Regions from separate parts of the Homo sapiens genome. Here region 2 is linked to region 1. A link is an interaction called in ENCODE POLR2A ChIA-PET data of the cell type or tissue named here. Cell type or tissue: endothelial cell of umbilical vein. All regions are shown on one strand.

The links. ChIA-PET counts read pairs that join two places held together with the same protein. Peaks named below come from ENCODE experiments on the same cell type or tissue, not always from the same donor. Only the 100,000 strongest peaks of a DNase experiment are listed, where the experiment ranks them.
Region 2: POLR2A ChIA-PET joins it to region 1 with 12 read pairs; 2 of 35 experiments call an interaction of 5 or more read pairs at or near these places.

Annotation. Positions count from the first base shown.
Region 1 is chr4:169,415,850-169,418,349 of GRCh38, reverse strand. All of the region lies in intron 31 of NEK1 (NIMA related kinase 1), which reads left to right. Among named protein-coding and RNA genes, the nearest start is that of SH3RF1, 150 kb to the right of the region's middle. RefSeq lists an enhancer at 1,140-1,219. In endothelial cell of umbilical vein, no CTCF peak of the experiment used is centred here; DNase peaks (open chromatin) are centred at 549 and 1,199.
Region 2 is chr4:169,079,451-169,081,950 of GRCh38, reverse strand. No RefSeq gene overlaps it. Among named protein-coding and RNA genes, the nearest start is that of CBR4-DT, 70 kb to the right of the region's middle. RefSeq lists a silencer at 1,852-1,911. In endothelial cell of umbilical vein, no CTCF peak of the experiment used is centred here; DNase peaks (open chromatin) are centred at 800 and 1,470; H3K27ac peaks cover 1,154 bases.

The DNA.
Region 1 (2,500 bases):
CTCTGATTTTTTTGTTATTACTATCTTCCTGTAAAGAGTATTGGGTTTAAGTTAGTCAAGTTACTTGTGGATCTATTTTACACTTTTAAACTTTGTTTTTAAGCTTTGCTAGGACAAGTGTAAAGTTGTCTTCATTCTAGAGCTAGTTAACTTATTTCCAAGGCATGACCCTCTAGGGCCTCCACTGTACATCACAGGTGATCTTGAGGAAACACCTCCCTCCCGGTCAGTTTGATCATCTCCTACCTGCATGAGCTCTGAGCATTGTTCAGCTTACAACTCCCCAGCTGTTTTGGCCTAGCTTTGTGAAGTTTCATTCTGCATATTCATGGCCTGTGCTCATCAAAGACTCAAGAAAACTACCTTGCAAAGTTTTGAAGTTTTTTTTGTTTTATTTTAATGAATCTCTCTTTTCTAGTTCTACCTCCCTGGACTTTGATCTTTGTCTCATCAGTCTAGCAAGGCTGCACCCAAAGTCCAGATATTTTCTCCAGGCAGAAAGCCAGTTTAGTGGTAGGGTTTACTTCATTCATTTCCCTTCTCACAGGGATCACAGTCTTGTGCTGCTTATTGTTTAATATCTAAACACAATGTCATGTATTTTGTCCAGTTTTCTAGTTGTTTCCTGTGGAAGTTAAGTCTGGCCATTATTACTCTCTCATGGCCAGAGCTGGAAGTCTCCAGAAGATAAATGTGATATTTTAAGGCTATGTCCTGGGCCTTCTCTGTTTGCATTTGCTTCCCAAGTAATCTGACCCCAAGGCTTTAAATATAATTTATATGCTGATGATACTCAACTTTATTACTCTAGTTCTTTCCTACAGATTATTCATCTATTTCATCAATCTACTAGTCATATCAACCAATTGTTTCCTAACTTCTCTTCCTAATTCTGTGGCTGCCTGTGTGAAATCCATTGTCCAAATAGAAACCAGAAGTCTTTTTTAGTATTATAAATTATGTCAAATCACAGCCATGCTTAAGACTTCAGTGGCTTTCTGCTGCTTAACTAATATTCAGACTCTTTACCATGGTCTACAAGGTTTCATATGGCATTGACTGCCTCTCTGTCTGACCTCAAAACATTTTTCTCTAGCTCATTCTAACATTTTCCTTTGATACACCAGTCCCTTTCCTGCAGTAGAGTTTGCACTTGCTGTTACCCTGGCCTGAAATGAGCTTCTCTTTGTTCTTTTCAACTGTGACTCATTATAGTCTTTCAAGTGGGGCCTTGGCTTCATTTCCATTTCTAGTAATTGCCATCCCAACTAATGTCAGACATCATCATCTTGGCCATCAGGTTGGAAAATTACAGTTATAGGACATGCTACTATAGCACATACAGGAAACTCTAATATAGTAGTTGTTAGCTTTTCAGCTTCACTTATTACTGTGATTTTATTTAAAGTATATTCATGAATGCACTTAATCTTTTTTTAATATTAGAGACAGGGTCTTGCTCTGTCTCCCAGAATGGAGTGCAGTGGTGCAATCACGGCTCACTGCAGCCTCAACCTCCTGGGCTCAAGCAATCTTCCCGCCTCAGCCTCCTGAATAGCTGGGACTACAGGCATGCTTCACCATATCTGGCTAATTTTTAAATTTTTTGTAGAGACAAGGTCTCGTTATGTTGCCCAGACTGGTCTGGAACTCCTGGGCTTAAGCAATCCTCCCACCTTGACCTCTCAATAGTGCTGGAATTACAGGCGTGAGCCACCATGCCCAGCCACATGTGCTTAATCTTAATCTTTGAGTACCTCTGATAACATCTAGACATTTATGTATCTGTGATACCTAATGTGAGGATTGTTAACCAGTACACCAAAGATCTGTCTTAAATAAGATGTACATTAATATATCTTTATGCTGTCAGTTTACTTTGGTGAGTAGTATAAGAAATTCTCTAGAAGACTTTTGTATTTACCTTGAGGATGCTGTTGTAAATCTTATCTACCACACGGTTTGAGAAGGAACAAATAAGTGAAAACACTTGTAATGCATTATGATAATTCCTGTAATGGAGAGATGAATGTGGGATAGTGGGACCACTAAAGAGGAAATGATTAAGTCTGTCCTAGAACAAAGAAAGATTTCTGAAAAAGTTCGCATGGTGGATAAGACATGAGAACATTTAAAGCAAAATTAACTGTCATGAACATGAGATAGCACAGTGTGTTTGAGACATTACAACTAGTTCTTAGTAACTCAGATGTGAAGGAGGTAAGATTCCAGTCATTCTTGTCCTTAAGCAGATGTCCTTAGTTTTCGAATCTGTGGGATCTTTTCCCCGTTTTCTAGAAAAAGTCTCTCTTTTTTCTGAATAAAGGAATACAATGTCTTAAAGAGATAAAAGTGGAGCTGTTCTTGTGGCCCAAGTCCTCCCTTGTCCTCTTGCTCCTACCCCGCCCTCCACCTCACAAGCAGTTCCTTAGCCACGTGTTTAGAGCCCTAGAATTCTGGGAATATGCTCTGGATCATGATACTAAGGCATTCCTTTAAT
Region 2 (2,500 bases), 340 kb after region 1:
AGGTGGATCACGAGGTCAGGAGTTCGAGACCAGCCTGGCCAACATGGTAAAACCCCGCCTCTACTAAAAATACAAAAATTAGCTGGGCGTGGTGGCGGGCACCTGTAGTCCCAGCCACTTGGGAGGCTGAGGCAGGAGAATTGCTTGAACGCAGGAGGTGGAGGTTGCGGTGAGCCGAGATCACACCACTGCACTCCAGCCTGGGCAACAGAGCAAGACTCTGTCAAAAAAAAAAAAAAAAAAAGTGGTGGCAGGCTGGGGTTGGTGGGGAGGGATCCAGAAGTTGTATGGGAAGTGTATTTCCAGGTCAAGGTAGTATGTTTTATTTTGGAAATGTTGAGTTGGAGATGATGACAGGAGTTTAAAATGTAAATGTCTTATAGGCAGCTGAAAATATGAATCTTGAGTTAAAGTAGGGTGACAGAAAAATACCAGTTGGGTGATCTCGAACTCTTTGCCTTAAGGAAAAGGGGTATATGTAGGTGGACAAGCCAGTGACCAATGGCTGTGGTTTGAAAACACAGAGAGTTAACCGCATCATGAAGAGGACTGTCATAGAAGCTTTTTTCTTTTTTTCCTTTGGTAACAGGGTAGGAAGAGAGGATCAGAATAAGTCCTGAAGCTAAGAGAGGAGTTTCCAGAAGTAGAAGTCAACAGTCTCTACTATAGCAGAGAGAAGAACTGAGAAAGAACTTTCTATTTCCCAATCTCTTCTCACATCACCAACAATCCCACTGAATCCCTGAACGGGACGTTACATTTGACATTCTGAGAGATTCTGCTCAAAATGCTTTGGAACCAAACCAAGAAGTTCTTGGCAGCCATCCTGGCCCTTTCCCCTCTTCTGTTAAAAAAAAAAAAAAGAAAGAAAAAGCTATTTTTCTTCAGGAAAAGAATGCAAAGATCTTGTAGACCCAATCAGAGTTAAAATAAAATTTCTGTGTTCTCACTATAATGTGTGCAGTGATGTGTAAATCCTGCTGGCAGATCATATGGGGATTGACATATAAAAAAGGATGTCTTTAAAATCATATAAAAATCTCATTGAACATTGCATGACGTTTGATGGATAAATATGACAATATTTTCCTTACATTGATTTTTCTTGTGCAAAATAAGAGCAGATCATTTCTGAGAATAGTCCCATATCACCTCACCTACTGTGCTGTTCACATAATTGTGTGCGGAGAACTTACACTCCTGGTATGAGTAGCAATTTCGGCAAGTGCTTGCTGCTGTGAATGCTTACAAGCATCTCCATTTGCTATTAGGATTCACATCTTGGCCAGTCATTCCCTCTCTGCGATTTTTTCCATCTCTAATTTTCTCTGCTTCTTATATTACATCTCTCACTCTGGGCACATGGCCACAGAGAGGAAAGAAACACACATTGTTGTTGATTCTGCAGTTCTTGTGATGTCTATTAACTCTGCTGGGGATTTCTCAAGATCATGAACATGGGGTGACTTTTAAAAATGTTTCCTTCCTGACAGGACAAAATGGAGAAGTACCCAGAACTGTGTTTCTGCTTTGCAGCACAAAAACATCCCGGGAGCCAGACAATTCTTTGCTGATCCTCAAAGATAGCAAGTCCAGACCACAGATTTGTGTGTCTCAAATTGCAAAGCATGTTCCTGTGTGTAAACGCTGGGAGACTAAAGCTGGCCTCACAGTGCTGGCTTCACCGTGGGCTGGGAGACCTGGGACGGGCGCGTTATCTGATGTGACTCAAGGTCCGGCCCCCCAACCCCGTGACCCATGCTTGTACATTTCCCACCTGTTCCTTCCGTTCTGGGTTGATCAGTTATCACACACAACCATGAAAAAGAAAGGGACGGTCAGAGCTGCCACAGGGTCGCCACCTATGCAGTGTCAGGCAGCGCGGAGGGTGGGGCTCTCCCATGTGGTCTTGCCGCCAGCTCCGATACCCGGGCCCAGCCCTGCTCCTCTGCTTGTGGGTGACTCAGGCATCCATGAGGAAGCCACAGAGGGAGGCCCACCTGCAGTGTCTCCCTCTCTCTCTTCTGTAATTATTCACGGAGAATACAAAGTGAACGTTTTCTAAGCATTTCTCCAGTTTCTTGCAGTGGTCTTTGAAAGGGGCCAATTAGTCTGGCGTTTCAGATCGGTCAGCTTTGCACTGTTCAATCTTTTCCTGTGTCTGTTGACTTTTACCCCCCTTTTGTGGAGAATGGGGTCGTGCTATGTTGCCCAGGCTGGTCTTGACTTCCTGGGCTCAAGCGATCCTCCTGCCTCTGCCTCCCTAAGTGCTGGGATTACAGGCGTGAGCCACCATCCTGGCTGATTTTCTGTCTGTTGTGATCTTGCTTATTCTTAAAGAAGGGAGTCTGTGCATATCTGATCATGGGGAATTAAGATGTGTCCTTGGCCGGATGCGGTGACTCAAGCCTGTAATCCCAGCACTTTGGGAGGCCGAGGTGGGCGGATCACGAGGTCAAGAGATCGAGACCAGCTGACCAACATGGAGAAAACCCCTCTC